Linked DNA regions of Homo sapiens: regions 2, 3 and 4 are each linked to region 1. A link is a loop called in an ENCODE intact Hi-C map of the cell type or tissue named here. Cell type or tissue: sigmoid colon. All regions are shown on one strand. Links, peaks and the distances in the headings refer to the core of each region. The heading gives the core; the rest is flanking DNA.

Evidence for each region. Hi-C counts contacts between places; a loop is a spot of excess contacts. Peaks named below come from ENCODE experiments on the same cell type or tissue, not always from the same donor. Only the 100,000 strongest peaks of a DNase experiment are listed, where the experiment ranks them.
Region 2: a loop joins it to region 1, with 2.4 times the contacts of the local background. A loop is called at or near these places in 8 of 110 quality-filtered maps.
Region 3: it touches region 1 in a loop (9-fold over the local background); 6 of 110 quality-filtered maps call a loop at or near these places.
Region 4: a loop joins it to region 1, with 4 times the contacts of the local background. A loop is called at or near these places in 14 of 110 quality-filtered maps.

The regions. Positions count from the first base shown.
Region 1 is chr3:61,562,832-61,567,831 of GRCh38, forward strand. The region is part of intron 1 of PTPRG (protein tyrosine phosphatase receptor type G); the gene reads left to right. Among named protein-coding and RNA genes, the nearest start is that of PTPRG, 3.8 kb to the left of the region's middle. In sigmoid colon, for the core only: a CTCF peak has its summit at 1,890; DNase peaks (open chromatin) are centred at 340, 620 and 1,930; H3K4me3 peaks cover 2,539 bases; H3K27ac peaks cover 359 bases.
Region 2 is chr3:61,740,110-61,747,829 of GRCh38, forward strand. The region is part of intron 1 of PTPRG (protein tyrosine phosphatase receptor type G); the gene reads left to right. It also overlaps the pseudogene RPL10AP6. Among named protein-coding and RNA genes, the nearest start is that of PTPRG, 180 kb to the left of the region's middle. In sigmoid colon, for the core only: no CTCF peak of the experiment used is centred there; no DNase peak of the experiment used is centred there.
Region 3 is chr3:61,646,339-61,654,434 of GRCh38, forward strand. All of the region lies in intron 1 of PTPRG (protein tyrosine phosphatase receptor type G), which reads left to right. Among named protein-coding and RNA genes, the nearest start is that of PTPRG, 89 kb to the left of the region's middle. In sigmoid colon, for the core only: no CTCF peak of the experiment used is centred there; a DNase peak (open chromatin) is centred at 4,133.
Region 4 is chr3:61,803,538-61,811,633 of GRCh38, forward strand. The region is part of intron 2 of PTPRG (protein tyrosine phosphatase receptor type G); the gene reads left to right. Among named protein-coding and RNA genes, the nearest start is that of PTPRG, 250 kb to the left of the region's middle. In sigmoid colon, for the core only: no CTCF peak of the experiment used is centred there; DNase peaks (open chromatin) are centred at 5,164 and 6,544; H3K27ac peaks cover 1,426 bases.

The sequences.
Region 1 (5,000 bases), core at 1-5,000:
TTGCTGTTCTCCATCCCTTTGGGAGGGCTAGGTTTCGGGGAATGGAAGTCGGAGGCTGGCTGCGGAGGACTGAGGATGTGTGGGGAGCAGCCTGCGTTCTGGGTCGGGGGCGTCCTCCCTCTCTCTGGGGGCTGGGGCGCGGGCAGCACTTCGGTGCCGGCGTGAGGCAGCCTCCTTGGGCGCAGTGAGACGGCAGGGCGCAGGCGGTTTCGGAGAGATCCGTGTCTCCCCTAGCCCCGGCCCGTGGCCCTTTCCCTCCGCTGCTCTGCTCGATTGGATTGCCTGGGTCTGGACGCGGGGAGGGGGCGGGGGCGGTTTCGGCGGCCGGGGCGGTTTCGGCGGCCGGGTTGCTGTTCGCGCCGGGGCTGATTTTTTTCCTGTCTCGCGCGCCCTGCCTACCTTCATCTTTGCCCTTTTGCAGGCTGTTCGCGGCTGGCAGACCCAGTCTCGCTCCTTTCTGGCCAGGTTAAGACAGGAACAATACTGGCCGTTGATAAGAATAAATCACCGCACGTAACGGTGTGCGGCTCGGCGACCCTCCACTTCCAGCTCTCAGCTGGCAGTTCCCCCTCCTCTCTCCCCTGGGGAGGGCAGAGGCCAGCTGCCTCCCTCTCCTCTCTTGCAGGTCCCCCGGGCAGCAGCCCCGAGCTCCCTCGTAGCTGTCCCTTGGGGTGGAGGCCAAGTCCTGCCCTAGCCCGGGGAAGGGCTGGAAGAAGGGGTGATTTGCTTTTCATCCCTCGCTCCCCTAAGGACAGAGAATTCCCCGTTTTTCTGCCCTCTCATCCATCAACTCCTGCATACCCGGAGGTGGAGGTTATCTGAATCAAGAAAAAGAGGAATGTGCCCCGAGGTCTCCGCTCTGCCTGGTTACAGACGCCTGTCCTCGGGCGGCTGGAGCGCCCGTTTTTGGTGCAGCGGGTCCCTTAGTCCCGTCGTGCGACCCGGAGCAGGGCGCGCGGGAGCCCTCGTCGCCCTTGGGGATCCCCTCGGGGGACTGGCAGCGAATGCCCCCTTTGCAGAATCGGGGATGGCCTCGAGGGGCAGAAAGGGAAAACACCGTCTGGTATTCTGCACCCCCTTTTCTCTCTGCGCATCCTCCTGCCCGCGGAGCGGCACGGAGCTCCAGCCCAGAAACGCAGCTCGGAGGCCGAGCTAGGACGTGCGTCCACACTCACCCTGGGGTTTGCCCACTGGAGTCCTGCCTCTACGGTAGGACACTGGGGCCTGGGGTTTGCCCACTGGAGTCCTGCCTCTACGGCCTCTACGGTAGTGTAGGCCATGGGGACATCTCCCCTTAGAAACAGCTGCCTTCATTCACTAAAAGATCACTGCTCAGTATTTGGGTTAATCATCTCTCCTTTCTAGTCTCCCCTGCTTTACCACGGACTTGACGACTGAGCGGGCTCAGGTGCACACAGGGGTTGAGCTTTGTGAGGGCCACTCTTTAATGGGTGCAGTGGGAGGTCGTGGAGGGCTGCCTTGCAAATTAGAGGAATTTCCAATTCCACTTCTGTCCTTCTTGCGCTCGGGGATGCAGTCAGTGGGCTGACCGTGGTTTTCTTTTCCCTGGTGTGTGAGGAAGCTTGAGATCCAAAATGGGACTGCCAGGGAACCAGCCTTCGTGGGGCTTGGACCATTTTCGTCTTCTCATTTTCTTTTCGCGCCCACGCTGCGAGGTAAATAGCCCCTTTCCTGGTCCGGGAGCCGAGGGGTGTGGGAAAGGGAAAGGACAGTGGTGGGAGGCGCAGGGAAGAGGGCGGTTTGGTTTGGAAAAGTGCAGCCCGAGAGGGAGCAGCAGGCTTTGGAGCAAGGTAAAGTTAAAATATCAGAGCTCTGGGAGACGCTGGCTTTTCGTTTTCCGAGGTTGCCGCGACGCCGCTGGACCTCAGGGGGCGCCCCCGAGCCACTGGTGGGGCTCCTGCCACCTCCACACTGGTCGGCCTCGGCCACCTCCACGCCTCAGGGATGGGGCGCGCGTGCCCGGGTTCCCAGGCTCTGGGGCTGCAGACGCGCCTTGGCGCGAGGCGGCGGCCTCGGCCTGGCGATGCTGCTCCTGGCTTTCTCGAAACCCGCTGGGGGCTGGAGTTAGCCTTGGGACCCCTACTTCTTGCCTGCTATGACCTCGAAAGCGCTTATCTGTTTGACATGAGGGATAAAAATGCTTCTGTTTTGGAGTAGGGTCGTCCTTGTGAGGTCTTAGCCAAAATCCCTTTTTATTTAGTATTTTTGTGTTTCCTCTCAGAATCATAACTCAGCATAACTCTTCAGTTGCATTTGAGTTCTCAGCTCCTGTTCAGGATATGGGTTAGCTGTAGTTTGGGCAGGGTTTTGGAAACACAGCCCTGGCATGAGCTTTTTCCCAGTGGATTGGAAACAGTGGATTTTAGTCTTTGAACAGCAGTGTGGCAGGTTTGGGATCCATTCAGGGTTAATAATGCTTCAAGTGATGCTTTCCAAGTGCAAAGCTAAGAGTGTTACCAAACATGATATTAGGCATATTACATTGCTATATACATCTTTATAAAGCACTGTAGAAACGTTTACAAAAATAGCAAAATATAATGGATCCCCCACCCAACTTCAACACTCACAACTCAATCTTCTCTCATCTCTTCCTCCCCAACACCTTATTATTTTAAAGCAAATCCTACACATAGTTCATTCAAACTCTGATACATATCTCCAATCACTGGGAATTTAATTGCCTCTGACACAGTATAAAATATGTTACTTCAGAGTGTTAACCTTTTATCTAGTTTACATTCTCAAGCTCAGCAGATTTTTTTTTTAATTGATTTTTGTCTTTCGGCCCTCAGAGTGAAACTCTGGTTTTGATATGTTTTGTATTGTAATTACATTATATCTAGGATGCTGCCATTGGAAACAGTTCAGATGGATAAGCTCAGCTGTGTACCTTGGATGTGTCAGAATTGGAGGCTCCATGATTAATGTCGGGTGAATCATGAATCTCCCTCTAAGCTGTCTCTTATTTTATTTGCATGTGCGGGCTTTAGTTCTGATGGGCATCCGTTATGGCCTTAGGAAAAGGCAAAAGTAATATTTGGAAATCAGCAATCTTTCTCTTTACAGGGTGTGAGATTGTACAGGTTTTTTTTCCCTCTCCCTCATGTATCATGTTTGAAAATGAAGAATCTTTACCCAGTCTCTAAACTGGGTTCCTTTGACACAGTTATGGAATAAAATCTTTGATGTTTCCTTCTAAACAGTGTTCACATTTGAGGGTTGATGGACTTAAAACACTAATAAAGATAGGCATAAACAGGGCCTTTTGGAAATAGGGGAAGTTGCTGTTGTTGCTGAAAGAAGAAAGGTCATAGGAAGGGTTGGCTGATGTGGGAAAAGTGACTATTCCATAGTGAAGCTTTGAGTATCTCCCATTAATTATGGACCTGTTTTCACTGAATAAAAGATTATGTTGTTGTTTACATGAAGCGATCCAGCGAATGCTGATGATTTAATGCAGCAAAACAAACAGCCCTTTCAGATTTGCCTTTCTATTCTAAACAGCTCCCAAGTTAACAGAGTAGAATCAGTTATACACCTGTGTGCTGATTGAAAGTAACTTCCTTGGCATTCACGTGAGATCACTTAAAATGCCCTAGAGTAGTTACTCAGGAGCCTCTCCTACTCCCTTGTCTCCCTGCCTTTTCCTGGAGACTTCTTTTCTTTTTTTGAGATGGAGTCTCACTCTGTCACCCAGGCTGGAGTGCAGTAGTGAGATCCTAGCTCATTGCAACCTCTACTTCCCAGGTTCAAGCGATTCTCCTGCCTCAGCCTCCTGAGTAGCTGAGTCTACAGGCACGTGCCACTATGCCTAGCTAATTTTTGTAATTTTGTGGAGACGGAGTGCCGCCATGTTGGCCAGGGTGGTCTTGAACTCCTGACCTCAGGTGCTCTGCCCACCTCGGCCTCCCAGAGTGCTGGGATTACATTGCTACTGGGCTGTTGCTTTAACACTTTGCTTTTACAGTGACACGTTGTTTGTTCTTTTTAAATCTTGATTTCCATTCAGCATGTGGGACAATGAAATGCCATTTCTAGGCAGGTTGAAGATTGCAATATGCGTACATTCTGAATTAAGAGATTTAAACAATTGTAGTTAATACTGTCATCCTGGGTTACATTTCATGTGGTCACATTCCATAACCCGGAGCTTATGGGAAAAATTTAGGGCATCTGAAGTTCCCTCTAAAGCACTTGGTGCCCAGAAATTAGCCCTTGGTTTGCTTTGGTTCAGAGTTGACCTCTGTTAGATGTTGGGTGGTGGTCACTGAAACTGTTTTCGGCTGTATCCTGTTTAGAGAATAAAAGGGCTGTTTTATTAATATTATAGAAGCCAAGGAGTACACTGCTCCCCACCTTTAATTTTCCACCTGAGCTTGATCTAGGTTAAGCAGCCACTGACGAGGTAGAGGGAGTGGCTCAGGAGGGACTCAGGAGGGGCTGAGAAGAGCCTGCTCTGTGAGGGCTTCTTGTGGGATTTGGCAATAGTCACTGAATTTGTCCCAGAATGAGGTTGCCTGTGCAAATGATTAAAAGATAAAACTGGGCACTGTGGCTCACTCCTATAATCACAGTGCTTTGGGAGGCGGGAGGGTCACTTGAGCCCAGAAGTTCGAGACCAGCCAGGGCAACATAGGGAGACCCTGCCTCTACAGATAATAAAAGAAAAATTAGCTGGGTGCACTCTTTTGTCCCCACTACTTGGGAGGCCAAGATGGGAGGATTGCTTGAGCCCACGAGGTTGAGGCCGCAGTGTACTGTGATCATGCCACTGCACTCCAGCTTGAGTGACACAGTGAGACCCTGTCTCAAAAAAAAAAAAAAAAAATTAAAAGATCAAATGTAGGCTGGGCATGGTGGCTCATGCCTGTCATCTCAGCACTTTGGGAGACCCAGGTGGGCAGATTGCTTGAGCCCAGGAGTTCAAGACCAGCCATGTGCAACATGGTGAGACCTCATCTCTACAAAAAATACAA
Region 2 (7,720 bases), core at 2,721-7,720, 180 kb after region 1:
TTAAAGATATAAAGAGATGCCACAATTGTAAAATGGAAAGTACAGGTCTGTGGCCTTTGATATTACACCAACACTGTCTGTCACTGATCTTCATTTTCCTGGTAATATTATAGAATCAGGAGATTTGTTTCCTTGAGAATCAAACAGTAGTAAAATGGCCTGAAAGAGTAGTCATTTTATTTCTGTCTGATATTTGATGCCGTGAGCCCAAATTTTTTTAGGAAGGTGCCTGTGAGAAAGAGGGAACCATGGTATTTTTCAGATTTTCATCACAAATGTATAATGAGCTCCATTATAAATCAGTTTTATAAGTGTATCTTTTCTGAGATCTGTTGGAAAGTGTGTATTTTTTAATTTCTGAAGTTTTAAAACTGACAGAGTTAATGGCAGAGGAATGACTCCAATGTTTTGTCCATTTTAGCCCTTATTTATTTTTTTTTAATAGATTCTGCCCTTTGTAACTGACACTATTTAAGAGTAAAATAATAGAGGACTTCAGTATTTTGTTCTCTGCCTGGCTTATAGCTCATTTTTACAATGCTTTTTTTTCTGTTTGTTTTTCCCTCTAGGATACGACATTGCTGTGTGATTCCTCTTTCCCTTGAATTGCCTCTGAGTTTCAGTACTTTATTTTACTTAAAAAACATCATGGCTCTATATTAGGTCTCTTTATTCATGTAAGGTGATGAAAAAAACTTTTTATAGTTGAAACAGTAAGTATATTTGAATATGATAAAATAGGGAATCTAGTGTAATATAATCTATTGTATTTGAGGTTAGCTCAGTATTACAAACAACTAGAAGGACCATTTATAATGCAGTGCTTACAAAGGAACACACTTTTTCATTTTACTTTTTGGGACACTCACCGAGCACATTTTACTACAATTGATTGAAATACAGGCACAAAGGAAATGAGAGGTTGATCAGAATATTTAATTACTTTTAACTTAATTTGATACTTTTGCCCATTGTAGGCATAAAAAAAGATTTTCATTTTAGACTATTGTGTGGGATTTAATGTTCTTAAATGCTCTTTAAAATTTAGAGAAAATTGTGCTCAATGGAGATTTCACCATCCTTGAGGGATCTTTAATTTGTTTGTTGATGTGCCATTAAAATAGATATAAACAACCTACTTAACTGCTTGTCTGCCATTCTGGATATCTTCGTTCTAGATTTGACAATGTGAGTGCCTGTTGCTTGTTTTTAGTTGGCTTATGTTTTGGCAGTATATCTGGGAGAAGAACTAGGACTCTGTATATGAGAACCACCCACCCATCACCCTAAGTAGTTTTCATTTTGGCACTGGAGAACCAGAATTTCTTTGTTCTGATGTTTTCAATTTTATATGGAAGCTGACCTATTCTCCCAGGCTTCTAAGTCCTTTGGAATGACCTAGAATTGGACATACAGTTAATGAGAAATACCCTTATGTGTTACTACGCTGTTTTGCTTTGATCATAGGATGTGCAGCCATATTGTAGATGGAACTTTGGGATGTTCTCATCACAGACTTACTCTGCTTTCACCTTTGCATAACCTTTGTCATATAATCACTTTTCCCTGTAGGAGATAATGACATAGCAGAGGTCAAGTCGACATGGCTGGTTCAATACAGTCAGATGAACCAGTGTTGTGGATGAATGCCGGGGTTATTTTGGAATCCTTTGTGGCCATGTATCTTCTTTTCTTGGTGGACACCTCAGACTTCCATTGACATTCATATACACAAATCTATATGTAAATGGACCACCTTTGTCAAAAACAGTAAGACATTCATTGTACTCTAATTTCAATCATGAATTTGCAATCTTGTAGGAAAAATATTCCCTATGGATATATTATGTAACAACATTTATTCATATTCAATATAGACTCAGTGACCCTTTCATCTCTCTGAGAGTAAAACTTAAGAAAAAACATCTATGTCACGAATGCTGTTTCATGTGGTATTCAGAGGAGCCGGGCTCTTTGTATGAAAAATGTTTAGACTGCAAATTAACACAGAAGAGTTAACACAGCTTGCAAGTCTTTTTTTCCCCGGAAGTCAATATTTCTGTGAAACACTGAGAGTAAGGATTACACAGAATCCTCCCGAAGACACAGTTAAGGCAGATGGGATACACATCTGCTTTTTTATTCTGGAATAAAAACATTTATTCTTATAAACTATGTCCGGTGGCTCTGGGAAATTAAATGAGGCACGTAGGAAACAGTTGCGTTGATATCTTCAGTAGTAGGTGACTCTTAGGACATTTTTATAGGAAGAAATTGGGCCTTTGGGTCTGGAATTTTTTTTTTTTTTTTTTTTGAACTGGTAATAGAATTTATTCAAATGTGCCTTAATATAGGCGCTGGGGCTTGCCCATGGTGCTCTCGATATATAAGGCCCGGACATTCTGCCAGTTTTTCTTGAGCAATGACACCAAGAAGTTGACAGCCAGGTGAATGTTATACACAAGCTCATCGGCTGTCATCTTCACGTGACCAACAGCTACAGCCAGACATAACACCTTCTTCATTTGGAACTTGATTGTGGACTTCACCTCACCCACTTTGGCCACCATGTTTTCGTTGTGTGTGAGCAGGGAAGGGAACTTTCCTGCCTTATTTAGACCTGGGCCGAGGATTCGTGGAATCTGCTTGATCAGAGACTCTGAGGCCAAAAACGCATCATACTTCTTGGCCAGCTTCTTGACCAGTTTTTTATTCTTTTTGAGTTTTTTCAGCGCCTCGATGTCCATGTGGGGGATATCCACGGCCTTAGCCTCGTCACAGTGCTGCTGGTCCCCCAGGACACACACACACAACTTAGGGCGGGGAGTGGACTTAAGTCTGACGGTGCCCGAGAAGCACTTGTCCTTCTGGGGGTCATAGTTCTTCAAGCTGATCTGCAACTCCACCGTCTCCAGGAACTTGCGGCGCTTGCGCTGGTTCCGGTGCAGGACTTCCCGCACCGCCTCGTACAGGGTGTTGCGAGAGACTGCTGCTCATGGCTTCTCACGCCGCGCTAACCGGAAAAGAGCGGGTCTGGTAATATTTTTATCTTTTTTTGCTTCGGGCTGGAAATGAGGTAGGCTCAGTAGAAGTTCTGAGAAGAGACAGAGTTTATGGAAACTCCCTGATGAAAATACCTGTCACTCATTCAGCTCTCTGCCTAGCAACCAACTTGACTTAAGATTCCTCCTGCTGAGTGAGACGTAAGCATCATTGGCTAGTTAATACTATTGGTTTTGAAATCTCCACTCTTACCTTGTCAAAATCGAGAGACTCAGATTTTCCTGTATGATGGGAGTCACTGTATTCTTCCTTTCTAAACCCATTTCATTATTACACTATTCAGACTACTTAAATGTGATATTCCTGATGCTCAGGTTTGTCAGGCCATGGGTGTCTGTGTGTGTGTGTGTGTTGGTTAAAATGTCATTAGAGATGACCTCTTTGAGGAGGAGAATGCAGCAATGTACAGCATATACTGCTGGGCTTCTCTGTGTCTTACATAACTGATATTCCAATTTCTCGCTGTGCTATAACATGACTAAAAGTCCTCCTAAGCTTTTCACTGAAAAACGACTTCCCCTCCATAAACCATAGTGGGCTTGGTGCTGTAACACTTGGTAGAATATATGTGTGCATAACACCATGTCCTCCCTCTTGTTATTCACATGATAACCATAGGCAGATTTACACTTATTGTCTATTCTGAAGAGTGAAACTACATATTTTCATAAGCATGCTCCATTTTTAATTGTGTAATTAAGTTGCTGACATAAGCAAGTATGCAATTTCACATTAAGGTGAGGATCCGTAAAGGCATTCATTTGCATAATTTAATTTTCTGCACAGAAGATATTGAAAATCAATAGCATGATTCATAGCCATACCATATCATTGCCACACCGCCTTTGGTTGTCTGTCTGAGCTTAGAAGAGTACAAAGAGTATTAAAATTGATTGAATTTTGGTGTGCTGACTCTGTATCTTTACTTGGGAACCACAGACTGTTTCTATTTGCAAATCACTGCTCCTTGCCAATAAAATATTAAGTTGCTTAATATACTCTATATATACTTTTTGACTGCTGTTCAAATAATAGTTTTAAAAGTTGGTTTTTAAAAAAAATCACAGCATCGTCGATTAAAATGCATTTGAGGAGAGGACTTAAAGTGTTGTCTTATTTTAAATTATGTGAGTGCCAGTAATAATGATAATTAGTCCTCAGACGCTTTTGTTGTGCGAACATCATAGAGTGTACTTAACAAACTTAGATGGAATAGCCAGCCCACTGCACACCTAGACCATATGGTGTAGCCTAATGCTGCTAGGCTACAAACCTGTACAATGTGTTACCGTCCTGGATACTGTAGGTAATTGTAGCACAGTGGTAAGTATCTGTGTATCTAAACATATCCGAACACATAAAAGGTACAGTAAAAAATACTTTATTATAATCTCATGGGACCAGCATCATATATGCAGTTTTTCATTGACTGAAATTTTATCATGTGGCACATTACTTGATTATGCTCTTACAGATAGGGGAGGGGGAGAGGTCACACATTACTGACAGAGATGGAACAAAAGGGAAAACTAAATATAGTCACCTTTAATGAGTAGTTTATCTAGTTAAAAAATAAAATGTGGTGCTGAGGTTAAAAGTCCTGCCCTGTTCATTTCTGAACAATTGCCTTCCTAAAGAATTGCTTATTGGTTACTCAGGGCCATTTTCTTTTTGCTTCATGTATTAAATGCTTGCTGTTTGTGATAGGTGGGCAGTGGCTAGAGAGTCAGTGAGGTTCTGGGTGGTGGTTTTGCCTGTGGCTTATGTAAACAGGTACATAACATGCATAGATACACACACATTTTCTTACCATCACTACCCTCTAGAACACAGAAACCATCAGCTTTTTGATCTTTCATGTGTTCATTCATTCCCTCACTTTTTTTTTTTTTTTTTTGAGACGGAGTCTTGCTCTGTTGCCAGGCTGGAGTGCAGTGGCGTGATCTCGGCTCTCTGCAAGCTCCGCCTCCTGGGTTCAAGCGATTCTCCTGCCTCAGCCTCCCGAGTAGCTGGGACTGCAGGCGTGCCACCATGCCCAGCTCATTTTTGTATTTTTAGTAGAGACGAGGTTTCACCATGTTGGCCAGGATGGTCTCGATCTCTTGACCTCATGATCCGCCCACCTTGGCCTCCCAAAGTGCTGGGATTACAGGCGTGAGCCTCGCACCTGGCTGCCATTCCCTCACTGTTGATGAACACACACCATGCGCTGATTTCCATTGTGAGTGGTAGGTTGACAGTAGTAGTTCAGGAATATGCCTGTGCCCTATTTCCAGGGAGCTTAGAGCCCTTCATACGCCATGCAGCATGTACTTTAGAAGCCAGTTTTCCTGCCCATGCTGACCTTGCTGTGGAAAACCCACTTTGTACCTCAATACTTTGCGTAGTGTGAGGAAGATAAGATTAACCTACCTTCTTGGGATGGCCCTGTCCCTTCTGTTACCTCTTGTCGTATGTAGCAGAACCGTACCTTTTACTTCTGTCTTAAGTGAATTACCTTTAGACAGGCAGTCCTGTTGCTCAAGTCCAATTCCTTATACCACATTGTGATGTATATGTGTGTCTGGGGTGAAGTCCAAGGCATAGGGTTGGTTGGTTGGTTTTAAAGTAGCCCAGGGTTAAGAGAGCTCTAGTACAACAATGGCCTTTTATGGATGGAGAAATTTATGACCAGGATTTCAAGTGATGGTTTAAAGCATACGATGGGTGTCATTTGAGGATCTTCTTTGGTACAAAAGACAGAAAAATGTGCTTTAGCAGGTAAAACTGATCCCAGTAAAAATAGACCCTCAGAGAGGGCTAGCTTCAAATCAGCTTTGTCGAAGGTTTAAATATTTTATTTTAGTTATTTTATTAAACTTTCTTTCTTTTTCTTTTCTTTTTTTTTTTTTTTTGAGACAGGGTCTCACTCTGTTGCCCAGGCTGGAGTGGAGTGGCACAATCACGGCTCACTTGAGCCTCCCTGGCTCACGCTATCGTCCCACCTCAGCCAGCCAAGTAGCTGGGACTACAGGCGTGTGCCACCACACACTCTAATTTTTTTTTTTTTTTTTTTTTTTTTTTTGAGACAGAATCTCGCTGTGTCTCCCAGGCTGGAGTGCCGTGGCGCCATCTCGGCTCACTGCAAGCCCCGCCTCCCAGGTTCACGCCATTCTCCTGCCTCAGCTGGGGCTACAGGTGCCGCCACTTCACCCGTCTAATTTTGTTTTTGTATTTTTAGTAGAGACAGGATTTCACCGTGTTAGCCAGGATGGCACACGCGCTAATTTTTTTATTTTTTGTAGAGATAGGGTTTCGCCTTGTTACCCAGGCTGGCAGAGTTTAAATTTTGTCAACAGAATTGATTTTTTGGTCCCCCTGGCTTTGGTTCTAATTTTAAGGTCCTCTGTTAATCCCTTACTTGGTCCTCAACCACCCCCCGAGGCTTCCACTTTGTCTAATACCTTCAGGAAGGAAGAAGAATCTCTCTGACTGGCCAGTGTGCCCATACCTGAATGCATCACTGGGGCCACGAGAATGGTTAAAAGTGATTGACTGGCTTGAACCAAACAAGGCTCACTCCTAGAGCTAACATTGGTGGTGGCGGGTTAGCTGTCCAATGCGTGATACACAGCTAGCTGGAGTGGGGATATGGTTATTACAAAACAGATCCTCTACAGCAAATTTCCACTATGTTGTCGGACACTAAAAAGCACTAGGGCTGGGTGCAGTGGCTCACACCTGCCATCCCAACACTTTGGGAGGACCAGGTGAGAAGATTGCATGAGCCCAGGAGTTTAAGATCAGCTACAAAAATAAAAAATCAGCTGAGCATAGTGGCATGCGCTGATGGTCCCAGCTACTCAAGAGGCTAAGTTGGGAGGACTGCTTGAACCCAGGGGTTAAGGTTGCAGTGAACCATGATCTTGCTACTGCACTCCAGCCTGTTCGACAGAGCAAGACCCTGTTTCAAAAAAAAAACAAAACCAAAAGCAGTGTATGCCCAGTGCTGAGTTAGGTGCTCTGCTCACCATAACTTGCGTTATCTTTGTAACAGTCTTAGAAGGCTGGCATTTTTAGGTCCATTTTACAGTCAAGGAAATTGAGGCTCAACCACATACCCTAATGGAAGCCACATTTATTACTAACATAGCAAGACAGTGTTTTACTCACTGTTTTGATGGAAAGAGGAAGGATTAATGGGGAATAATTATTTGTAGAATGGTTTGGATGGAAGGCACCTAAACCTACCTTGTACTTGAAAAATGAGTGGAAGCTTAAATTTTGACATGAATTTTCTTTGAGGACCAATGAGCAGACATAAATGACATCAGGTTTACTTTTTAGGCTTGTGTTGAGAATTTATAGGATTCTTGTTTCCCTCTAAAGGGCTCATCTCTGTGGAATACTATTGTTCAAGCATTACATCTTTTAATGCTAGTCTTTTTAATTGAAGTGTAAGCATAAAGTACTCTACAGGTTTCTTAATTTTTTTTAATGACTGTCACATTGTCTAAAAGGCTAATAATATCTTGGCGATATTATTCCATTGACTAATTTGGAATACAGAATGCGTTGTGTTTTCCTGGTCCCATCTTTGTCTTCAATTGAATATACAGCTTCCCAAAACTTTCTTAAATTTTTTTTTTTCTCTTTGAAAGCAGGCTTGCTTTTGTTT
Region 3 (8,096 bases), core at 1,272-6,271, 85 kb after region 1:
GAGCTCAAGTGATAACGCCTGCCTTGGCCTCCCAAAGTCCTGGGATCAAAGGCATGAGCCACCGCTCCTGGCCAGATCATCTAATTCTTAATTGAACTGCCTTCTTTGTCCAAAACTCTTCTGGAATTACACATCTAGAAATGCTCCCATTCAAAACATTATTCCCCTAGAGGAGTTCTTTGTACCCTTTCCCCAGCCTCCCCCAATGATGCATTCTATATACTTATAGTGTAATATCAAAACCAAGAAACTGACATTATCAATTCACAGACTTTATTCAGATTTCACCAGTTTAACATGCACTTATTTGTATTTACTCAGTGGTGTTTGTGGTGTGTATGTGTATGTATAGTTTTATGCATTTTTTTCATATGTGTAGATTTGTGTGACCAGCATCACAATCTAGATACAGGACAGTTCCATCACTGCAAAGATCTCATATGCTACCCCTTGATAGCCACCCCCACATCCCTAACCTCTAGCAATTACTAACCCATTGTTATTTCGAGAATGTCATTATATAAAGGAAATCATACGGTACATAACCTTTTGGTGCTGGCTTGCTTTACTCAGTGTAGCTCCCCAGACCCATCCAAGTTGTTTGTTCCTTTTTATTCCTGAGCAGTATTCCATGGTAGGGATGTGGCAGTTTGTTTATCCGTTCATCTGTTGAAGAACATCTGGGCTTTTCCTAGTTTGGGGCTATTACAAATAAAGCTGCTTATGAACATTTGTGTACATAGTTTTTGAGTGAACCTAAGTTTTTATTTCTCTGAGATAAATGCTCAAGGGTGCCATTGCTGGGTCGTATAGTAAGTACATATTTAGTTTTATGGGAAACTGCCAGACTATTCTCCTTTACTAAGCACGTGATAACTGGAATTGGCAGTGTTTGAACAGCTCTTCCTGTCTTTCATTTTACCGTCTTTCACACCATTATCTGGATTAATTTTTAAACAAAAGAGGAATTGCAGTTTTCTTACATGCCAGATATTATACTAAGCACCATACACATACTATCTAATTTAAGCCTCATAACAACTCCCCAAAGGAGGGTCAATACCATTGTTTCTCTAAAGAAGGAAACTGAGCCACATGGTATGTGCGATTAATGAGCTAGATGATCCTGTAATTGTTCAGGTTCATCCAGCTCATTAAAAGTTATCAATTGGCCGGGCACAGTGGCTCACGCCTGTAATCCCAGCACTTTGGGAGGCCGAGGCGGGCGGATCACGAAGTCAGGAGATCGAGACCATCCTGGCTAACACAGTGAAACCCCGTCTCCACTAAAAAATACAAAAAAATTAGCCGGGCGTGGTGGCAGGCACCTGTAGTCCCAGCTACTTGGGAGGCTGAGGCAGAAGAATGGTGTGAACCTGGGAGGCGGAGCTTGCAGTGAGCTGAGATCACACCACTGCACTCCAGCCTGGGTGACAGAGTGAGACTCCGTCTCAAAAAAAAAAAAAAAAAAAAGAGTTAGCAATTCAAACTCTGACCTTGGAGCTGGTGCTGCTTTTCTGAAACCACTGAATGTTTGGTGCCCTTGATGCCTTGAGATGTTCCCTTACGAAGTGTCCTGATTGTGATTGCGGCCTGTGAGGCCCGTTATGGCTTGTCTATCTACTGACACTCCCTTGTACCCATCCGTGAATCCTCTGTCCTCTTGGGTTTTATTTTTCTGTCTTGCTTTTGATATGCCTGAAGCCCAAGACAGGCTGCAACTTCATGATAAGTGGAGGCTTCATGTTTGATTAAACCAGTCCTATGCATTGTCACCTGAGAATATCCTGACAGTGGAATTAGTAAAGGAGACTACTGCAGGGTGTTGTGGACCCCCATGGTGATGAAGACACTCTGAGATTAAAATAACATATTAGGAGATTCGTTAACATAGTTGTCCATTCGTTACCCAGGCAATCCTTGTTTCATTCATAAGGTCTCATGACTGCATCTTAGTTGGACTTAGCAGCACCTAACTTCTGCGGATTCCCTGGCATCCCTCCAGGACCCCATTCTTTCCTGCCTTGAATGCCTTCCTGTGTTTCACACATAGGCACCAAGGATCCAGGTGGAAGACACCTAGCTTGCTCCTACCAGGCTACACATTTTCACCCGAGGGGAAATGAAAACTGGGCAGCAAAAGAGAGGTTTTCTTTTGGAATTACACATCTTGAAATACCTCAGTTCCTCTGTCCTGAGACAAAGGCATTTCATTTTTTGTTGGCAGCTAAATGCAGGGTGTTTGAGTGGGGTGACCCCAGGCTGATGCACCAAGGGAACGTCTAATGCCTGCACTTCCCAGGCTTTCTGCTGCAGAACACACACTCATTTGGCTGCCATCTGTAATACAGTCAGAGAGAGAGGGCAGACATTTTTCTATTAGGTTCTATTACCTTGTATTGGAAGAATAATGGCATGTTGCTTGAATGTTTCCCAAGAGAATGTTTTCTGTGCTCCGTGTATATTTCAAACTCCAAATAAGAAAAGTAATGAGGGTTGGGGGCTGCTGGTGAGGCAATCTCCACTTTAAAGATTCTGATCTTTGTTGAAGCAATTATTTATTTACATGAAAAAATAATGCCTTTTCCTTGAGCTGTCTCAGGAAATCCAAAAGTGAAGAAGCAAATAGACGTTTCATATAGTATAGCAGTGTCAAAGAACAGTCATATGTGAGTTTATTACCAAGGTTAAAAAACCTAGTGTTAACTTTGGGTTTGTCTAAGTTTGTTTTTCATTGTTACACGAGTATGCCGGAGACTGGTTAATTTATTTTACTTCCTCCCTCCCTCCCTCCCTTTTCCCTTTTCACTTCCCTCCCTCCCTTCTTTCCCTCCCTCCTTCCTTCCTTTTTCTATTTTCTTTTAAGAGATGAGGTCTTACAGTATTGCCTAGGCTGGTCCTGAACTCCTGGGCTCAAGTGATCCTCCCACCTCAGCCTGCTAAAGTACTAGGATTACAGGCATGAGCCCCTGTGCCTGGCTTTGGTAATTTATAAACAATATAAATTTATTTCTCACAGTTCTGGAGGCTGGGAAGTCCAAGATTTAGGTGCCAGCAGGTTCAGCTGTCTGGTGAGGGTTTTTCTCTGCTTCCAAGGTGGCACCTTATTGATGCATCCTCTAAGGAAGATATGCTGTGACCTCTCATGCAGAAGTGGAAAAACAAGTGAACCAAACACTATCTGAAGACTCTTTTATATGGTTCTTAATCTCATTAACAAGGGAGGAGCCATCATGGCCTAATTGCCTCGTAAAGATCCCGATTCTTAATACCATCACATTGACAACACCTACGTTTTGGAGGAGACATGCAGGCTTCAAATCACAGCAGGGCTAAATCAGCATAATATGACAACTTGGATTTATTGTGTTGAGTATAATGCAAGGCACTTTGCTTATATTACATTGGCTCCTCTTAGAAATAGGTTGTCGTATAGATGCACAGACTGACACTTAAAGTTTTAGTTACTTGCTCAAGATCATGTGGCTGATGACAGGGCTTGAAATTGGTAAAGCCTTGGTTTGGGGTTTGAATCCTGCCTTATGTCCCTGAGCTCATTATTTCAACAGACTTGCTATAATCTGCTGGTGGAAAGCAGACCATCAAGAACATCTTTTACAAATGGTAGCCTGAAGGTCCTAATAAACAGGGCACTGAGTTTTACTGCTAAACCTAATAAGGGGAGTCTCTGGTTTCTCTCGATTTCTCCTTGTCCTTAATTCTTCCACCTTTTCTTCCCAGAAGGAAAAATAAAACCCATAAGCACCAGGGATTAAAAAGCCTGGTACTTTTTTTCCCCTGTACAAATGCAGTGATACATATTGAATGTGTGAAAACCAGAGCTGTACACGGCTGCTGAGAAATTATCTTTTAATACATAAGGGTTACAAAACCAAATCAAGGAAGCCAAGGGTGGGGGCACCATGTACCTTGATCCTAAAAATGTTGAATGCCAGCGAGGTATTACAGAATCTACCATTGCCACTCACCTAGGAACACCAGTGGGAATGTGTAGTACAAGATTTTTGTGGAATGAGACTCATGTTCGAAGAACACAGTGACGAGTTCCGCACAAAACTGTTGAGAAGCAGCCAAAAAAGAGCTCATAAGAGATTGAGTCCCGGCCAGGAGAAGGGAAACTTGGCACCTGATTTTATTAGGATGCAATAGTTATCCAACCATTGGATGTGCCTGCGGTTTTCACAGGGAAGACCGTAGACCTCAGGATGATAACTGAGTAAGAAAGAAGTTTTGTGTTTGAGCCCATGTGTTTCTAACCAGAGTGCTCTTTTCCATGGAATAAATGTTTCCTAACACTAGTGTGAAGATTTAATCAAATACACACTTCCTCATCAAACGCACAGTCAACTTTTATCTTAAAATTTATTAATGTGATGGTTTTCATTTTCAAATGTAAGCATTTTCAAACACTTAATTGTTTAACTCTCGATTTGCAAAATGAGTTTTTTGGTGAAATGTGTCATTTGAGGGTCTTTTACCACTGTTTGGTTTTATAGCTTGCTTTTCTTGTTTACTTTATGATGTAAACTAATTTTTACTACCAATAAAAGTTTTAGGAATCCTATTTACATGTGAACAATGATTCAGCAATTTGAACCTATATTTTTTGCTGTGGAGTTGTCTAGTAAAAGTTTATATGACTCTGCTGACTCTAATGGCTCCGATAAATTACACATTTATCTGTGTGTATGTTTATATTTTTTTCCTCATTGCCTACACTTCTAGAACCCTGTTCATCAACCTCAATTACACGATGTATTTGGACACTCTTTCTCTTTTTTTTTTTTTTAAAGGAAAAACATAATTTCTATATACTACCAGATGGGTGTGTTGGCTGTAAGATAAAAATCCCAAAATACTTAAGAGACCATCTGGTATCTTGGTAGGGTTTAGTTGATTAAGTTCTTGTGTATTGATTTCAGTCTGAGCAGAGGTAATCTTATCCCTTTGGATCTCTACTTAAAGAAAAAAGTTGTCGTTGACATTTTGTCCCATTGTTAATAATCTTTTTTTTTTTTAAGTTTCACAAGAAAATACTAGTGATAGATGATAGCAGCCATTGATTTATATGCTCACACAGTTGCTCATGACTAGTGGTTGTTTATCCTGAACGGGCCTGATGAAGCCTTAGGGCTAGACTTAGTTCATGAGACACAGATTTCTTTAGAAGATGATAATGGGTCCATGTGGGAATTGACCTGGATTCATTGGTGTTGAGCTTGAAGCTAAGCAATTTCCGTGCACCATGTTGGAAGTTTTCTGGGTGTTACTTTGTAGGCCACCAGTGAATACTGCACCTCTGGTGTACCTTGGAGAGTGTCAGAAGCTTTATATATATTGATCCATGTAAGTCATGTAAGAATCAAATAGCCAGGTGTGGTGGCTCACGCCTGGAATCCCAGCACTTTGGGAGGCCGAGGTAGGTGGATCACTTGAGGTCAGGAATTTAAGACCAGCCTGGCCAACCTGGCGAAACCCCGTCTCTACTAAAAATACAAAACTTAGCCGGGCATGGTGACACACACCTGTAGTCCCAGTTATTCGGGAGGCTGAGGCAGGAGAATCACTTGAACCTGGGAGGCTGAGGTTGTAGTGAGTAGAGATCACACCACTGCACTCCAGCCTGGGCTACACAGCGAGACTTCATCTCAATATATATATAAAAGTAGGCCAGGCGCAGTAGCTTATGCCTGTAATCCCAGCATTTTGGGAGGCTGAGGCAGGTGGGTCACGAGATCAGGAGTTCAAGACCAGCCTGGCCAAGATGGTAAAACCCCATCTCTACTAAAAATACAGAAATTAGCAGGGTATGGTGGTGGATGCCTGTAATCCCAGCTACTTGAGAGGCTGAGGCAGAGAATTGCTTGAACCTGGGAGGCGGAGGTTGCACCGAGCCCAGATCGCCACTGCACTCCAACCTGGGAGACAGAGCGAGACTCCGTCTCAAAGTAAGTAAATAAAAAATAAAATGAAGAATCAAATAAATAGTGCTCTATTCCTCATTCTGCAGATGCGGAGTGTGTTAGCCATTGACAGGGCTGATCTTCAAGTTTACCTCTGCCTGACTCTGAAATTAGAATTTCCTCTACGGTGCAATCTATTTTCCCTGATGGCCAGGACACTTGTTGAGCTCTTTCTTTGGGTCATGGACTGGGCTAGGGTTAAGGGATATTCAGTGGAGCAAATGTTCCCCTTCTCTGCCCTTCTAGAACCTTGTTCCTCTAGTTACAATATTTTAATATTGTTGTTAATGTTTCTTTTCTTATTTATATTTAAGATACATCCTCAGGCTCTTCATTTTAAACAGGGATTCTCAACCTTAGCACTAGTGGTATTTTTGGGCCCCGATAGTTCTGTGTTGCTGGAGCTCTTCTGTGCATTGTAGGATGTGTAGTAGTATTCCTGGCCTCCACTCACTGGATGCCACTAGCATCCTCCTAAGTTGGAACATCCAGGGGTAGTCAAATGCCTTCTGGCAAGTGGGGGATTCTCCCCTAATAGAGAACCATTCTTCTAATGTAACTGCCAGCTATTTGTCACTGGGTGAAGGGTCAGAAGCCTGTTTGGCAGCTGCAGAATCTTTGTATCAAAATGCTATGGAGTGGAGATTTACACTACAACCACCAGATATCATGGGGGTAGAAATTATGCCAAACAACAGATTTGTATTCATTGCAGAACATTTTATAAGTACATATAAGATAAGGGAAAAGTAATTTTTTTTAAAAGTACTTATAAGCCAAAAGAAGAGACAATTTAAAAAATCATCTCACAATGTAGAGATGAATGTGACTTAATGTCACTACATCCTGATAGTTTTTTTTTTCTATACATATTACACATAGGAAAGACGTATTGTACATATAGGGTTAGTCAAGACATCCTGTCTGTGACTGATGTTATGCAATCTACTTTTTCATTTTATATTGTGAACATTTCCCCATTTCTTTAAATTATCCCCCTTTTTTTTTCCAGCATGGTTCATAATGGGTGGCATATTTGTCTCCTGTTCCTTGTCATTTTTAGCAGCTGCAATAGTGATCCTCCATAAATGGGCCAGTGTCTACTTTTCTGTCATTTTAATGTTGGACATTTTATTTGTTTTCATTTTTTTTTTTGTTCTAAATAATGCTTTTAGTCCTCACGTATTTATGTACATGAGACTGTATGCCAGGCACCCCTGCTTCAGGTACCTTGGATAGAACAGTGAACAAGGCTGATCCCTGTCCTCATGGATCTTACAGTCCAGCTGCGTATGTGTAGCTAAATCATTGCATATGTCTTTGTTTTGTTAGGATTCGTCGTGCCCTGCCATTTTCTCAGATGTGTTGTCCCCTGCCCTTTCAACTTTCTTTGCTCATCAGGGTAACCTCTTCCTGTATAAGGGCCCAGCCTCTATGAAAGGGAGGCTCTAGAATCTGCTCGCCTGTGAGATTAGAATTCACCTTGGCCCACACTGTTCCCAGTTATCTAGTGAAATCAGCATGAATCAGAATCTACTAGAAGCAGCATGTGTGCAGGTTGTTAAGCGGGGAGCGGTGGGGGGCGCGGGGAACTGTAAGGGAACATGTAAGGCTAATTAAGGTACATCATCTGTTAGGTGTCTTTTTTGTCCTGTTTTTCATGGATGGCTCCAGGGGAAGCCCAGTGCCACATCTGAGAGGCATAGAGGGAACATGAGATACATGCCCTTCCAGGGCACTTTGACTTTGACAAATTACCTAATCTCTTCGGACCTCAGTTTACTCTTGTGCCTTATAGTGTTGTGGTGAGAAATGAATCGTGTGTGAATAGCATTTACCGTGGAGTCTGGGATGTGGGAGTCATTCAAGAGAATGGGGCTGCTCTTGTGCTTTAACCAACACCTGCCCGCCACCCCCTGCACCCATATGCTAGATAATTGATGTGCGTTCTCAAGTCTTCATAGCACATTTAGGAGATATAGGTGGAATTTTGTTAGTTTTTGCTTCATATGCTTTGAGGCTCTGTTGTTAGGTGAATATATATTTATGATATCATTCTTTTTTCTTTCTTTCTTTTTTTGAGACAGGGTCTCACTCTGTCCCCCAGGCCAG
Region 4 (8,096 bases), core at 2,958-7,957, 240 kb after region 1:
CACACTGCAACCCACAGTACTATTTCAACTTATGTTCACGTTTTACTGCATACTTGATGAGTTATTTTTTCCCCCAAAGGATTTTTGTTGTTGTTGTTGCTTCCTGAATGTTGCACTTTTACAATAAAACAATGTTGAAATGTGAATGTCTGGTGGTTGGCTGGGCTCTCTCACTGGGTGACACACCACCATATACTAGCTTTCAGGTGCTCAAAAGTAATTTCTTCCTCAAGAGATTGAAAAATACCTATTTGTCATGGGTCTTCTGGGTCTGTTAGAATAATTACCAAGTATTTGGATAGTTAAAAGTTGCAACGCTAGGGTCTTTTATACTTGCTCTAGGACATAGTTGTCAGGTATGAAAAATTTACCATGGCAAGATCCATTTGTTGTATTAATCACTACCTTTCCCTTAGAGTTGATTTATGGTTCAGAGGGATATTCTGGAAAATGCTTAGATCAAACAAGACCACATTCATTCATGGAGAAAGAGTGGAATGCAGGTTCGTAGTAAAGAAAAATAATTTCCAGGGCTCCTGGGAAAAAGCTTTGGTCACTTAAATGCCCTTGGGCTTTCTGTAAGTAAACATCTGCAGTCCTCTCTATTGGTTTTCTAGCATATTTCACACAAAAGCAGGGGAGCAGAGTAGTGTTAATTACCCTGAGCCAAGTCAGTATTAATCTCAGGTCTCCATTGTTGTTTAAGATTGATGGATAAAGATGTGACTGCCCAGAACTACCTTTGTTCTCTTACTGGAAAGATGTGGACTTGGAGGGGCAATCTGGAGTTAATAGTCAGAACTAGATTGTATCCTCCTTACTGGGATGTGAGCTCTGTCACCTGAGTAACCAATTTCTTTGTAAAGGGATGTAATCTCAAATCTTAGCTTTCAAGCTGCCAGGCTTGGTTTGCTTTTATATCCCCAAATGGAACCGGAACCTTCTTTATTCCAATGGTACATTGTGGTAGACTGTATTCGGCAACCTTTTGTATGAAAGGGTTAACATAGATCTGTCTCATCAGTGTCTTTCTGTTTAAGGATAGCATAAAAGTGCTGATTGTTAACTTCACTTGGTCCTATGCTTATTCTTTATTTTTACTGTAGGATTTACTTTTTCTTTTCCTGTGTCTTTCTCTCTCCAAAAAAAAAAAAAAAATAAAATCTACCTTGATGTGTCAAAGAGATAAAGAAGATGTTATAAACATTAAACAAAAGTTCACGTTTCTGTTTCTTTGTGCCCCCGGTCCCCCTTTTAAAAATAGGCCTCACAGCATCAGGCATTTGCCAGTGCAGCAGTTTTGAAGCATAGGATTTTTCCCCTTCCTGATGTATAAATGCCAGCTCTCTTCCCCCCTTTGCAGACACAGGCATTTTCCTCTTTTGAGTTTTAGTTTTATGATAGCACATTACAAAGAGTTTGACAGATCCTTTAAGATGAAGATCTGTTGATGTACTTCCTGTTTATGGTGGCTCCCAGCTTCACTGGTGATGAGGACACAGGCGCCTGAAACCCAGAGGCAGGGTGGATCTGCACCACTTCTCTGACCTTGCCAGGGCTGACCTTCATCATTCTAAGGGAACTTTTTTTCTTTTTTTCCCCTCCCTAAGCAGTGGTTCTCAATTTGGGGCTATTTTACTCCAGAAGGGGCTTTTGGCAATGTTTGGAGACATTTTTGGTTGTTACAGCAAGACTTGGAGCTACCAGCCTCTAGTGGGTAGAGGCCAAGGATGCTGCTGAACATTCTACAATGCACTGGACTGTCCCCACAAAAGAATGTTCTGTCCTGAATTGTTGATAGTGCCAAGGTTAAGAAACCCTCCCATAAGGGATGTTTTCTAGGCTTAAACAGTGGCCTGTATGTGTCTTTCTCCTTATTTCTTTATTTCAAGAAAAGAAAAACGCTGCCAAAGCAAAAGCCATGCAGTATGTTCATAATAAATTACCTTTTAAAACAAATCCCAGGCCTACTCTTCCCGAAAATGGGAAAGACAAAAAAAAAAAAAAAAAAAAATCAAAGTGCCCCATGGCACAAGTTATCCACTGATGACATTTCCCTCTGAGGACTGTTTTCTGGGTTAGGGTAATTACCACAACCCAGAAGGTCATGGAGTCTAAGTTAAAGGGCGTCACTGATTCAGCTCTCAGATGAGCCACCCCACTGGGATGTATGATGGTATAAACTGCAATTAAATCTTGTGCTGTATTTACTGTGTGATTGGAAGGACAGAAGGGAGATTTCCCTTTAGTCATTCTTACCTAGAGCAAAACTCATGTTTTTTTAGTGTAATGTGATTTCTTGAGAATGGTAGATGTTAGTGAAGTGGGGCAGGGAGATGGATTTACAAATCTTGGAGTTTGCAAAATATGACTTGACCTTTTGTTCTTATGTTGTGGGCTGTGTTTTCTATTAAGCTCTCGATCATATTCTCTCTTTGCCATTTAAGAAAAATACAGCACAAACCTCTGTCAGATTTTAGTATATGGTGACCTAATTTGGTGGGATGATTGCTAAAGTTCTGGAACAGGCCCTTTGTAGCTGATTTTTGTTGAATTGATAAGCATCGAATATACTAAATATAATTTTTTGTGCCTAGGTCTCTTCCAAAACTTGCATACCATTTTTAGCCTGAACTCAGTGTTATCATTTTGGTCTTTTAAAGTGGAGGGAGGGGGAGAGGGAGAATCCAATTATAGCAAGCCTGACTTGATTGAATGATCTTAGAATGAACCTTGTGGGAAATAATGTGTTGGCGAGAAAGAAAGTTGAGTTTCTAAAGTTACAGAATCTGTAGATCTGTTACACAAGTGCATGTAGGTAAAGCCTCCCTGGAATGATTCAAAAGGTAGTTGTAATGGATGGGTTAAAGACTTCATTTCACCATCATCCTTATCCAGGTTCTGAATACACATGCCCTGTCGGGTCTGTGGCTCATTTTAGATACAGTGAGTGGAAAATTGAATTTAATGATTAAGTCTTTTTGGTTTCTGATTTGTGGATTTTCTTGTGATTTTTGTACTTCTGGATTTATATTGCATCTTAGTGAATATCATTTTTTTTCTTCTTAAATTATCTAAAATATGTGATAGGGTAGTTAGCAAACCTGTGTTGGTTATACCTATTGGCAAATGAAAGGAGATGACAGAAATAGGCTCCGATGGGCCCATGGCTGAATTACAGAGTGGTAATTATTCTTTAAATACTGAAATAAGAGTTTTGCCTATTAGAAGCCTCATAAAACCAGTGTCTACAATCTATCTGATTTTGCTGTTGATGTAATTTTAGGAAATCAAATGAACTGGGATGGAAATTAGGTTTCATACTCCGTGGCTTGTGTACCCCTCTAAGTTCTATTAAATTTTATAGGAGTTTTACAGGTGGAAACACAGCAGCACCACAGCTTTTGTCACTTCAAAGAGCAGCCCTTTCATAAACAGAGAATACAGAATCATGCCTTTTATCTTGCCATTTAAAAATTCTTCATTTTCTGCACCCAAGTGATTTATCACATGGACGGAGAGGACAATTCAGGATATTGTATTTCGAAAAAGGGAAAGAGAAGCCATTCAAATTCCTATTAAAATGAATTGCACTAGCTGTACATCATTTTCTAATTTCTGAGACGACTTGTAAATCACAAGGAGAGAGGGCATTCTACCATTGGTCAGGGGAAAAATGGGAAATTTAATAGTTTGTCAAAGATTGATAAGAAAGGATTACCACTCTGAGAGACCCTAACTTGATGAGCAAGTACATTTTGAAGTTCATCAGACGTATAAGCAGTTGGAGAGTTTAATTAAAGTTACTTGTCATTACTCAAGTTTACATCCGGTCTGTCTCTGGGCCAGCGTATATGGTATGCCAGTGACATTGTCAGAACTTAGTTTTGACCCTGAGAGCTGTGCGTTGTTCTTTTACTCCCTCTTGATTCCTCTTTCATCATGTAGAAGCTGATGTGTATTTTAACATTGTGGTCAATTTGGTGACAGAGGTCTTGATCAGTGCAAGTTCCAGTAGTTAGCTGAATTTTATATTTTTCTTTATTTTTTAGCTGATAATGATTCAAGTTGTTGGAATAATCTAAGACTGCTAGAAAATAACATATATACACATATGTACACTTGTGTAAATGCCATCTTGATAACAGAATCATAAATGTGTTCATGTAAGGGTATGTGTGTGTACGTAAATATGTATTATTGAATCGTATTGGGATGATTTTTTTTTGCCCTTTCAGATGTCAAATTGTATATTGAGACTATTTATTCCATTCTTATAAGCAAAGCCCTTCCTTTCCCTCTTGTTCCTGCAAAGCAGCTCAGAGAATGACTTTTAACTGGGCAACCATATTTTTGATCTTCTGCAGAGCTAGGAGCACTCTGACATATGGTTCAACAAAGGCTCGCAGACCGGGGCATCCAGTACTTGTGGTGCTTCTGTTAACGCCTGTTTATCAGATTATTGAAGGGCAAGCTGCTTTCCTCAGAACGTGCTTGCTCTCCCTGACTCTGTGTAATCCTATCCAGGCACGGAGCTGATATTGTTATACAAACAAAACTCAATAGGCATTACTGAAATCCAGAGAGTGGATTCTTTAGGATTGGACCTTTTGTGTGTGTAACCACATTTGAAGGAGACCTAAGAATCATCATCTGGAACTTTTTAAAATTGCAGTTACTGGAAACTAAAGCCAGAAACTAGGAGAAAACCCTCCGATTTTTTGTTTGGTTATTTTTAAGTGGAGAAGTTACAAAGGTGTTAGCTGTTAAGATGTGGAGTGAACTGGAATCCAGTGGCTCTCAAATCTTGCAGCTCATCAGAAACCCCTGGTGAACTTTGTACGTGGCACTCACCCCTATTCCTTAACTGTGAAATCTATACATTTTTTTTTCATCCACCCCAGATAAATCATATGTAGGTGGGCTCTTGGTCCAGTTTGGGAACCCGTAAAAGAAGTTATCAACCTCATCATAACCTTCCCAGGCAGGAATCAATTTCTTTGAATATAAGCCATTCAAATTCCATAATATGATACTGGCTCTAAAGGCACATTTAATTATGTAGGACACACCATCCCTTTCGCAAAATCGCACAAAGATTTCAACTTAGGCCTAAAATCTTTGGCACATACGTTGCACTGGGCACGGATCCCTTGGCCTAGATAATACTGAATTAAACTCCTCCCTTTCCTGCCCTCCCACACAGAATTTGGCCAGAGAAGCTCAGTGAAGGTTATTCTTAAACCCATCCCCGTTGTTCAAATCTGGCAGTAAAAAAGGCTTTACAACTTGGGTCAACTCCTAATGGGGCCTTTTGATCCAAGTGCTTTAAAGTTTAGACCTTTTGTATCTTTGTTGATAAAAACTGAGGTGTAGTATACCATTAAAATTTTTAAAAAATTATTTCTACTGAACCTGTTGGATTTAATCTGTTTTTGCTATCTAGTAGGCTTGTGACCTTGAGCAGATGACTTAACTTTGCCACATTTTTTTCTTTTCTTGTAAAATGGGGGTAATATAATCCATAGAGTTATCATAAGAATAAGTAAAAGAATGTGTAAAGTGTTAGTTCACTGCCTTCCACATAGTGAAGGCCCAGTAACTGTTGTTTCTTATTATTATCACGGTGGGGGAGGTTAGTGGGGGAAAGTTACAAAATGAATAAGCAGCAGACTTTGCCTTAGTCAAGAGCTTGCATCCTCAAATTTGGAGTAAGGTATAATTATATTACCATACTAGAAGTAGGAAGGATTAAAAGAAGAAAATAAAGATGCACTCTTTTTTCAGAGAAAAATGTGATCACTGATGGCTTTTTGCTGCATCTTGAGGGGAGACATTGCCCATGAAACAGTTTTCTGAGCTGAGCCCAGAAGAATAACCCTAAAGGAGTGGGACAGATAGAAAATCCAACTGGAAGAGGAAGTGGTATGGTGTACTAGTGTCTGACACACAGAAGATACCCAAGAAATAAGGGTTGAAAAACATGAGGCTTTATGGAGAGAAACTTACATTTGAGTTCTGATCCTGTTAATTTCTGTAAAATAAGTATTATAACACTGACCACATAGGGGCCAGTGTGGACAGTGAATACTATATGTCATGTACCTAGCAGGTTATCTGGCACGTTGTAAGCTTGAAAAGAAAATAATATAGTTATTCTGTATTAATATGAAGGGGAATAGAAAGACATAAACTTGAAACATAAATGTGGACCAGATAATTAAGGCATTTGAATCCTGAACTAAGGAGCTTAGATTTTATTCACTTGACAGTTGAGAGCCACGGAAGCTTTTTGAGCGGGTGCACAGCTATTGAAGCTCTGTGCTCTCTTGATTTCAAGGTGATTAAGCAGAACAGTTTTCCCCCAGCTCCTGTATCAGGGAGGCAGAGCTTTCCCAGAAGTCCCATTGCATACTTCACCTCAGGTGTGTTCTTGGAATTGTGGCCATGCCCACCTTATAGCTGCAATGGGGGGCTGGGAAACTGTTTAGCCTGTTGAGCCTCTGTAGCTGGAAGTGGGCTGTGCCTGCACAGCCTAAATGGCTTTTGGTCTGTGGCCAGGAAGCCAGTGATACTTGCAACTGTGAGCATAATAGCATGTTGGAGGCCAAAGTGTACTCTACAGGGAGTGCAGGATAAAATAAGAACAATACGACTGGTACAGAGAATAGAGGAAAGGGTAGAGGTTTGTATGAAAGCTGGCAAATTCAGTTCTAGACCAAAAATGAGTTTAGGGTGCAGGTAGGATATCCAGGAAGAAGTGATGCATGGGCAGGAGTAATTTAGGATTAGAGTGCAGGACTGAAAGTATTGATCAGTGAATCATTGATTTGGAAGATGACAGTAAAACCCTAAGAATCTGAGGTAAGGAAGGATGAGAGAGGAATGGACAAGAACCAGATAACAAGCTTAAAGGAATGATTTCTTTTTAGGTGCCCTGTATAAGCAACGACAGTGCGAAGGGATACCTTATTTAGCATTGTTTAAACCTCTTTATCTGCTCCATAGGCATATGACCTCAATAAAGGCAGCAGTGTGTTTATGATGCAGACCCAGCTAGAAGACAAGTTCCCAGGTCTGGCTACCCACCCCTACTCTTGGCCACCCAACTCCTACCTCTTTTGGACAGATTTCTCTTCTCAGCTCTGTCTGTGTAATGCAATTGTCCCTACAATGGCCTTTGACAGAGAAGTCATGGAGATCCAAAGAAACTAATTAGAATGAATAGGCATTTTTTATAAGTAATTCGGGACAAATGGAGAATCCAGTCCTTAAGAAGGGTTGTAATGAGGGTAGCTGAATTTGCTTTTGTGGGCTTTTACTTTAGCGTTCCACCATCAAGGTGACATCATATGATGTAAGAATGAGTATCTGATTGGCTACCTGCCAGCCAATGAGGGTTCCCCCTTGCCTACCTGTGTTGGGGAGTGCAAGGCTGTCACCAGGAGGGCAGGTTAGGGTGAATGTGGCAGCCCAGGTGAGGTAGACCTGATGATTGTTCGAATGTGACACTTTCTCCCTGTCATAGCCCAGCAGCCCCTTTAGTTTGTGACTCTGCTGTGCCTCCCAATTAGGCCTGCTGTGGACATCTCACTTCTGGCTGAACTTTGGGCTGGGTTTTGTGATGCTCTTTGGTCAGTGGAATGTCATGGAAGGCCCATGAATAGAGTGCTTGAATGTGCTTGCATGACTTTACTTGGCCTCTCTGTTCTGCTAGGTACCATGAGAAAAGCATGTCCTAGATTCACAGGTGGAACTTCCTGGCCCCAACCTGTTGCTTAACTCTCAGTCACCCAGTGTACCCAAACACCAGTGAGCAAGAAATAAATGCCTACTGTTGTTCAATACCAAAATCCTTTTTTCCCCTCTTGCTTTTGGTCCCACAGTATTGTTGCAGTAGAAATCTGACCAACACAGCAGACAAGTTGACTAATATGTCTGCTCTTTGGCCAGAAAACCAACAAGAGCCAGAATGGACAGTGATGATGGAAATGAATTAGTTGCATCTAGGGCCATGTAACTTGCCCTCCATTTGACCAAAGCTGAATTTCATTGAAGTGTCCATTCCATCATGCCTGAGTTCTATATTGGAAAAT